2 separate regions of the Homo sapiens genome follow, and region 2 is linked to region 1. Evidence: read pairs that join two places in POLR2A ChIA-PET (ENCODE). Cell type or tissue: HepG2. All regions are shown on one strand. Each heading gives the region's core, and the rest is flanking DNA. Links, peaks and the distances in the headings are about the cores only.

Region 1 (4,373 bases), core at 159-4,158:
AGGGGAAGCTGCCTTTCCTGGTAACTGGCGGCGCTCTCGGGACCACTTCCCAAGCAGGCATCTGCCCCTCTGTTGTCTGGTTCCCCGGCTCCCCCTCCACGTCTGGTTCTTGGGTCTCCTCCCCGCCCCTGCCTCGGTACTCGGGTGGGGGCAGTCACGGAGGGCCATACTTGACCACAGTTCAGCGCCGTACCTGGCTTGGTTACTGATGGAAAGGATGCTGCCTCTAGTGAGGAGAGAGTTCTGACAGTAATACCACGTGAACCGCGGAGAGGGTCCGCGGGGCCCAAGCGACCACAAGGGCTTGGCGGAGAGTGGCACGCAGGGACCTGTAGGGTCCAAGCGCTTCCATGCAAACAAACGACCTTGCCCCTTCGGGAAGGAAGGCTCTTTTCACCAGAAACCCGTCTGCCCTTGTGGGCTGGGTGGAAATTTCCCCACAGCGCAGACTTCTCTCAACGAACGCGAACTTTCCAGCCACCCCCAGCCCCTCGTCGCGCACTCTCCCCCGGCTTCCTGCCCGGCGCTCGCTCCAGCTGGAGCGCTGGCCCCGCCCCCGCGGCTTTGTACTCGACACTCGCCTCTCGCTGCTCTTTGTACTCTAGACTCTCAATGGACCGATCCCGGGAGCCGAGTCGGCTCCCTACCTGCGGGGACGCCGGGTAGGCAAGGAGGAGGCGCGGGGACGCAGCTCCTGGGCTCAGAGAGGCGAGAAGGAAGAGCTGGGGCTAAAGGGAAGGTGCCCAAGAGAGGGGAGCGCTGTGCCAGTCGGGGGTCCAGTCGGCACCAAAGCGAAAGGGTGGGGGGGGCGTGAAGGAGGAAGTGAAACGAGTTCTGGGTTCTTTAAGGGAGTGGGTGGTGAGAGTGGGACAAGGGTGATGTCACTGCCTGTCGGGCCCCGCCCTCCTCCCTCCCTCAGGACCCCCCCCCCCGCAGTACATTTACACACACCGCTTCCGCTGCGCAAGTAGCCACGTCACGGGCAACCCCCGAAATCCCCCCTCCCTTGGGGGGCGGGGGCCACGTGGGCCGTGGGGAACCGCGTGGCCCCGGCGGGGAAGGGCAGAGAGGATACGCGAGCCACGAGAGAGGGGCCACTCGGGACCGCGGTGCGCGACTTCTCGGAAGTTGGGGGACTAAAAGGGGTCTGATTTTGGGGGTCGGTCGGTATTGAAGACCCAGAAAGCCAGGGGAAGTAGAGGACCTGGAGGAACTGGGTATGAGACTGGGGGCTTGACCAAGGTTTGGGTCGGGGTCAGGCGTTGGGGGTGGAGCGCCGATAGCGGCGCGGACGGGTTTGGGTGCCGTGGAAGTCGCTGTGGCTGGCCAGCCCTAAGCAGTTAATAGGGGCGCTCGGGGTAGGGAGGTCTGTCACTGGGCGAGGTGAAGTGAGGAAGGGGAGGGACGTCTTTTTTGCGTTCTGCATCCGTCTGTCGTCCGTCGGTCTTACGGTGGCCGGGCGTGGGGCTACTCGAGCAGCCTGGCCGTGGCCACCGGCGGCTCTGGGTGCTTGAGGCTTGCGGGTAGCGCCGGCCCCCACGCCGGCCGGAGCATGCGACTAACCGGCCTCATCCGCATGCGTCTTGTCCTGGCTGCCTTCTGGCCCTGACGGCCGGAGTGTCGGATCCTAGATGGGGACCCTAGGTGGGAGCCGCGGGGTCACATCGGGGTCACCCCGGGCTGAGCTCGTCTGACCGGCTCCCGCGCCCCTCCTCCCCCGGCCACCGCTGCCGGGCTCACCTCGCTCCCATTGGTTCCGGCCAGGCTGTTACTGAGGCGGAGACACGGGTGATGATTGGCTTTCTGGGGAGAGAGGAAGTCCTGTGATTGGCCAGATCTCTGGAGCTTGCCGACGCGGTGTGAGGACGCTCCCACGGAGGCCGGGTAAGCGGCCGCTGCGTTTTGGGTCGGCCCAGTGGCTCCGGACTGGAAGCCTGGCAGCGCAGCCACCCCGTCCCTCTGACCGGCCTTTTGGTTCCCTGCCACACACGTCCTGACTCCCAGCCACACTCCTGGGCCTCTAGGGAGTGGTTGGGCCGGGCCTCCCTTTGGGGAAAGCTAAGGCCGGGCCCTTTGCACAAATGACAAATTGGTGGATGCCACAGTCCGCCCATCCCAGCCCCTGGGCCTTGACTGTGTGCTGGCCAGCTCGTCTCACTCCTTTTCCTTCTCTCTAGAATTGGCTGTGAAAGGACTGAGGCAGCCATCTGGGGGTAGCGGGCACTCTTATCAGAGCGGCTGGAGCCGGACCATCGTCCCAGAGAGCTGGGGCAGGGGGCCGTGCCCAATCTCCAGGGCTCCTGGGGCCACTGCTGACCTGGTAAGGGAAACTCTGGGGCCGAGCTGGCTGGATGTACACTGGCAGCTCTGGTTTTGCCTCCAGTAAGAGCATAATTTCTTATCCCCAACTCAGGCTGGATGCATCGGGCAGTGGACCCTCCAGGGGCCCGCGCTGCACGGGAAGCCTTTGCCCTTGGGGGCCTGAGCTGTGCTGGGGCCTGGAGCTCCTGCCCGCCTCATCCCCCTCCTCGTAGCGCATGGCTGCCTGGAGGCAGGTGAGAAGTTGGGGCCCTCTGTCTCCAGGCACACCTCTTTCCATCTCTGTATCCCTCAATCTGTGTCATTCTCCATGGGTTCCTGTCATTCTGTGGGCTTCCGTGCATCAGCCCCCTCCTGCCTAGGTAGGACAAGACTGCTCCTTTTTGCCGTATATAACAGACTCCTTCTCTCTCCAGATGCTCAGCCAGCATTGGGCAGCCCCCGCTTCCTGCTCCCCTACCCCCTTCACATGGCAGTAGTTCTGGGCACCCCAGCAAACCATATTATGCTCCAGGGTGAGTGGATATTTGAAGGTTCTGGGAGTGGGAGGTAAGGCTGGGGCCTTGAAAGAGTCCCCTCAAGCCCAACCCCCACCCACACCCCCACCCCTTCTGCTCTGTAGGGCGCCCACTCCAAGACCCCTCCATGGGAAGCTGGAATCCCTGCATGGCTGTGTGCAGGCATTGCTCCGGGAGCCAGCCCAGCCAGGGCTTTGGGAACAGCTTGGGCAACTGTACGAGTCAGAGCACGATAGTGAGGAGGCCACACGCTGCTACCACAGCGCCCTTCGATACGGAGGAAGCTTCGCTGAGCTGGGGCCCCGCATTGGCCGACTGCAGCAGGTAGGAGAAGGCAGGGCGTGGGGGACGGGATTGTACGATTGTGCCTTCTGGCTCAGTGCCCCACCTGACATCTGCCCCTGCCCCGTGTCCCCCCACCCCCAGGCCCAGCTCTGGAACTTTCATACTGGCTCCTGCCAGCACCGAGCCAAGGTCCTGCCCCCACTGGAGCAAGTGTGGAACTTGCTACACCTTGAGGTGAGGCTGGCACTGGGTGGGTTAGGGAGGAGAGCCAGGCTGTGCCTGCACCCGTGCCATTTTCTCTTCTCTCTTTTTGTTCTCAGCACAAACGGAACTATGGAGCCAAGCGGGGAGGTCCCCCGGTGAAGCGAGCTGCTGAACCCCCAGTGGTGCAGCCTGTGCCTCCTGCAGCACTCTCAGGCCCCTCAGGGGAGGAGGGCCTCAGCCCTGGAGGCAAGCGAAGGAGAGGCTGCAACTCTGAACAGGTGTGGGTATAGGGGGGCCAGCAGGCAGTAAGTAGGCAGGACTTGGGAATGGGATTCTCACACTCTCTTCTCTCCTAGACTGGCCTTCCCCCAGGGCTGCCACTGCCTCCACCACCATTACCACCACCACCACCACCACCACCACCACCACCACCACCCCTGCCTGGCCTGGCTACCAGCCCCCCATTTCAGCTAACCAAGCCAGGGCTGTGGAGTACCCTGCATGGAGATGCCTGGGGCCCAGAGCGCAAGGGTTCAGCACCCCCAGAGCGCCAGGTGAGCCCCTGCCTGTTGCCTTTCACCTCTCACCTACAAGTCCCACGCTCTCTATTCCTCATCCTGCATCCCTGTTTATCTCCTATAGGAGCAGCGGCACTCGCTGCCTCACCCATATCCATACCCAGCTCCAGCGTACACCGCGCACCCCCCTGGCCACCGGCTGGTCCCGGCTGCTCCCCCAGGCCCAGGCCCCCGCCCCCCAGGAGCAGAGAGCCATGGCTGCCTGCCTGCCACCCGTCCCCCCGGAAGTGACCTTAGAGAGAGCAGAGTTCAGAGGTCGCGGATGGACTCCAGCGTTTCACCAGCAGCAACCACCGCCTGCGTGCCTTACGCCCCTTCCCGGCCCCCTGGCCTCCCCGGCACCACCACCAGCAGCAGCAGTAGCAGCAGCAGCAACACTGGTCTCCGGGGCGTGGAGCCGAACCCAGGCATTGTGAGTGACAACTGAGGGTGGAGGGGGGGATGGGTGGAGCTTGTCTTGAGGCAGCCC
Region 2 (4,373 bases), core at 185-4,184, 280 kb after region 1:
CGGCCCCCTCCCCAGGCCACAAGGTGCCGACACCCATTACCGAGGCCCCTAGTCCTATGTTCCCGCCGCCCACTCAGGTCTGGCTCTGACCCCTGTCCCCTTCTTCATATTTTGCAGCTTCCTCTCCAGCTTCTGGCTCCTGGAGTTCTGGAGCACCGCTCCCCTTCCACCCCTGCGTCCCCAGCCTCTCTCCAGACCGACGGCGTCAGGGGCCCAGTCCCCTAGCCAAACCAGGGACCTCTGCTCCCTCCCCTCCCGCCTCTCACCTTGGGGCCGTCCCTATTCTCAGCTCGATCCCGGGTGACCATTGCTCCTCCGGACCCTGTGTGGACCGGTTCCCTGCTCGCCTGGAGCCTTATATTCCGCGGCCCAAGGGTAGGAGGGATAGGACCCGACCCCGCCCCCTTCGACATCCAGATTCTGCCCCTCTAGGACCCGGCACGAGGCTCCCGGAAAGAGGAGGAGTGAAGGGGGGAGGGGAAGGAGAGAAACTGGCCTGGGAGTGCGGGAAGTGAGGGGTGAATGGGGGCACTGGCTGGTTTACAGACCGTAAGGCTGTATAAGGAGGCGGGACCCAGCTGAAAGGAGGAGGCTATTGGGGCAGAGCTCGCTTGGGGATGAAATTCAGAGTTCCTCCAGAATTGCAGCTTTCTGGGAGGCTTACTGTACCCTCACTAACCCTGAAATAGAAGTTAGCACCTCTCAGCCCCCAGGCTGAATTTTATACATCATCTCCGAAGTTCGCTTCCTAGTCGAGACAGGGAGCAACCCGAGTGCGCTGGGTGAATCTGTCCGACTCAACCGAAGCTCTGCCGGGAGGTTGGAGAGGCGCTCTCTTCTATCTAAGCCAGTTACATTCAAGTCCGCGAACATCTGCGCGCCCACTCTGCGGACAGGGCACTTGTCTAGGCTCGGGCGAGTCATAGTGAGATACGCAGGAGAGACCCAGCTTATCCCTGCAGGATCTAATGGAAAAGACCATGTGACACCAAGTAGCTATTACAGAAGCCCAGTGAAGTAGGTGCTCCGGGAAAAGGTCTCCTTAAGGATGGCTGGACTGAGGAGGATCTTCAAGGCAGAGGGAGCAAGTCTTTGAAACATAGGTATGAGTGGAGAGGTCTTTCCACTTACAGTACAAGTATTTGATTCAAAACTAGTCATAGGAGATTCAGGAGTGTGGCTGATAGGACACCTCACGCAAGTGTGCCCGCATTGCTTGCTTCTGGAGGCCCCTGGTGACTGTAGGGTAGCAGGGAGCAGGCAGTTTACTAAGGGGAAAGCAAGGGGTACAAAAAAGGGATCAACACCCACCTCAAACCAAGAGCATGACCCTCCGCAGAACGATGCCTGACCACTCGAGGGCTTCAGGACAAAGTGTCTGAGAAGATAAATCAGAAACTGAAGGGAACAGCCAGGTTGCCAGGGATAAAGACACGGAAAGACAGGGTTGCAGACCGAGACGGAAGACAGCTGTGAAATCAGAGACCAATGGGGTTTCCTTCAAGCCCTCCCAACGGCCCTCCGCACCTTGGTTTTGTCACGAAGCCTTTCTTGCCATCATAGCCCGAGCCGGGAGAGGCACAGACCTTGAGGAGGGGGCTCCCATTTGGGATCAGGGCCCCCAGCACATCCCACCTCTCCGTCCTTCAGCCAAATGGGAACGCAAATGTGTGTCCCCATCAGCCCCCGCCGCCCCCCTCCTTGGGAACCTGGGCTCGGGCTGAATTTTTCTCACCTGCACGCGAGGCTGGGGGCCCCCGGCTGTTCGCACCCGGGTGTGGGGCCGCCCCTGGCCATATGGGGCGGCTTTATGGCCCGGTGGCCGGATCCGGACGAGAGGAAGGATGACTTGGCGCTCCACCCACGGCAACCATTCGGGACCACTTCCCTGGCCTACACCGTTGCCTGTCCGGGTCCGCCTCAACCTCTTACAATCTCAGATAGGATCCCCGCAGAATCTTTAAGCCGCGCATTGGTGGTTCAGTGGTAGAATTCTCGCCTGCCACGCGGGAGGCCCGGGTTCGATTCCCGGCCAATGCACGAGTACAGTTTTCTTTTCTCCCCTCCAAAAAAAGGATAATATATTTGGTAGCATTTCTAAGAAACATCTTCACTTAAATATTTCTACCAAATATTAATCTTAACCTTTTGACTATAGCAGAGTTTGCAGCCCCAGGCCTAAACGATTCCGCACGCCCTCGCACTCCCCTCCTCCCAGCATGGGGGTCCTGCAGCCTCCACACCCCCCTCCCTCCGTCCCCGGCCCGCACCTCCGCAGGCGTGACCCTGAGAAAGGACACAGTGCTCGGATCTCGGCCCCCCGCGGGGGAAGGGCCAGGTCTCCCCGCCCCCCACTCTACATCCCTTGTTCTTTCCACCTCTCTTCCTCTGTTATTTTCCGTTCTCTCTGAAGCACGCTTTCTTTTCTTAAGTCTATGGGTCTATGCCTTTTTTGTCTCGCCTCCTTTCCGGGTCTCTGAGTGTCTCTTAGCTCCTCCATCTCTGTATCTCTCACGTTTTTTCCAGATCTTCAGCGACTTCTGCCCTGGGTCTCTCTGGTGTTGGTGGTCTCCTCCCTCCGCATCTCTGATTCCGCGTCTCTCCGCGTCTTGGCGTCTGCATCTCCGCCTCTGGCTCTCTCGGGTCTCTGGTATCTCGTCGTCTCTCCGAGTCTCTGTCGCCTCCCGGGACTCTGCGCTCCCACGCTCCTGCCATCCCCTGGGAAGCTCGCTGACACTTCCAGGTTCCTGCCACCTCCCCTCCCCGCCCCTTCCCGGCCGCTTTGATCCCGCACGCGTCGGCCCGAGGGCGGGCGGGTGGGCGCACAGCCACCTGCGGCGACCACTTGTGAGCGGGGCGGGGCGGGCCGGCTGGGCGGGGCGGCGGGGCTCCCCGCGGTCCGCTCCCTTCCGGCGCGCTCCGCCTCCCACCGCTCGCCTCCTCCTGGCTCTGTCCGCGGTCGCTGCCGGGGCCTGTGGGCTCGGGGCTCAGGTTCGCTGAGTGAATCTGGGTCTCGGCCTTAGTCTATCTGGGTCTCTGTCTCTGGAATTCACCCTGGAGCTGTCCCTCCCGTTTCTTTCAACCTGTTTTATTTGCGCCAGGGTCTGGGTCTCTGTCTCGTCCTCGGATTGTATCTGTGACTGCCAATGCTCTGTTCTTAGCGCTAAGTAGTAACCGTGGCCTCCAGAAGGAAACTGTTAAAAAAAAAAAGTGCATCTATCTATATGCCTGTGTGCGCAGCTGCTGGATTTATTCGGTCAGCCCATATTTATGGGGTGCCTCCTGTGTGCCGAGTACTGTAAGGAGTACATTGGGTCTGGGCTTTCCTGAAGCTTATATTACAGAGGGAAAGACAGACAATAACTACGAAAGCAAAAAATAACATAAGATAGCTTCAGATGGTTATAAGGCTGTGGGAAGAAAACAACAACAACAACAACAAAAAGGTCATGGCGATGACTTGAAAGTGAAGGGCTACTTTACTCTGGGTGGTAAGAGACAGCCTCTATGAAGAAGTGATATTTGATGCCAGCGTAGTCAGCAGCCTTGAGTCCAGGCAAAAGGATCTGCAAGTACAGGCTCTGAGGCAGGAGAGCTATTTGCTGGTGGGAGCTGGAGAAAGAGGTCCGGCGAACTCGGGATGGAGGATTTGCAGAGTGGCAGAGATCAGATTAGAGAGTCAGGCGTAGCCCATCCCACAGGATCTTGGAGAGTATTGAAGGAATTTGGATTATAACGGCAATTGGAAGCCAGTGGGGGATTTTCATCAGCAAAGTTATATTCTCTGACTGATGTTTTAAAAGATCACTTTGGGGCCAGGCGCGGTGGCTCACGCCTGTAATCCCCGCACTTTGGGAGGCCGAGGCAGGTGGATCACCTGAGGTCAGGAGTTCGAGACCAGCCTGCCAACATGGGAAACCCCGTCTGTACTAAAAATACAAAAATTAGCCGGGCGTGGTGGCACACGCCTGTAATCCCAGCTACTCTAGAGGCTGAGGCAGGAGAATCGCTTGAACCCGGGAGGCGGAGTTTGCAGTGAGCCGAGATCGCGCCACTGCACTCCAGCCTGGGTAACAGAGCGAGACTCCGTCTCAAAATAATAATAATAATTAATAAGATCACTTTGGACCGGACGCTGTGGCTCACGCCTGTAATCCCAGCACTTTGGGTGGCTGAGTCAGGCGGATCGCTTGAGCCCAGGAGTTCGAGACCAGCCTGGCCAACATGGCGAAACCCTGTCTCTATTAAAAATACAAAAATTAGCCGGGAGTGATGGCGTGGGCCTGTAATCCCAGCTACTTGGGAGGCTGAGGCAGGAGAATCGCTTGAACCCGGGAGGCGAGGTTGCAGTAAGCCGTAATCGCACCACTGCA

The links. ChIA-PET counts read pairs that join two places held together with the same protein. Peaks named below come from ENCODE experiments on the same cell type or tissue, not always from the same donor. Only the 100,000 strongest peaks of a DNase experiment are listed, where the experiment ranks them.
Region 2: POLR2A ChIA-PET joins it to region 1 with 5 read pairs; 7 of 35 experiments call an interaction of 5 or more read pairs at or near these places.

What each region holds. Positions count from the first base shown.
Region 1 is chr17:7,843,137-7,847,509 of GRCh38, forward strand. KDM6B (lysine demethylase 6B) reads left to right here. Exons shown (of 24, transcript NM_001348716.2): 3 at 1,765-1,884; 4 at 2,178-2,320; 5 at 2,414-2,555; 6 at 2,736-2,834; 7 at 2,942-3,161; 8 at 3,264-3,356; 9 at 3,443-3,604; 10 at 3,683-3,880; 11 at 3,969-4,316. The coding sequence starts at 2,419. It overlaps LOC124904106 (translation initiation factor IF-2), which reads right to left and starts at 2,392. Exons shown (of 4, transcript XM_047437265.1): 1 at 2,318-2,392; 2 at 1,741-1,803; 3 at 503-728. The coding sequence starts at 2,392. RefSeq lists silencers at 867-1,056, 1,597-1,816 and an enhancer at 1,967-2,086. In HepG2, for the core only: no CTCF peak of the experiment used is centred there; DNase peaks (open chromatin) are centred at 555 and 1,795; H3K4me3 peaks cover 2,276 bases; H3K27me3 peaks cover 307 bases.
Region 2 is chr17:8,123,777-8,128,149 of GRCh38, forward strand. It overlaps HES7 (hes family bHLH transcription factor 7), which reads right to left and starts at 330. Exons shown (of 4, transcript NM_001165967.2): 1 at 267-330. The coding sequence starts at 308. It overlaps TRG-GCC2-6 (tRNA-Gly (anticodon GCC) 2-6), which reads left to right and starts at 1,970; the gene lies at 1,970-2,040. RefSeq lists enhancers at 188-708, 1,985-2,786, 2,599-2,658, 3,179-3,258 and silencers at 1,849-1,898, 2,009-2,058, 2,739-2,928. In HepG2, for the core only: no CTCF peak of the experiment used is centred there; a DNase peak (open chromatin) is centred at 1,955; H3K4me3 peaks cover 3,585 bases; H3K27me3 peaks cover 1,668 bases.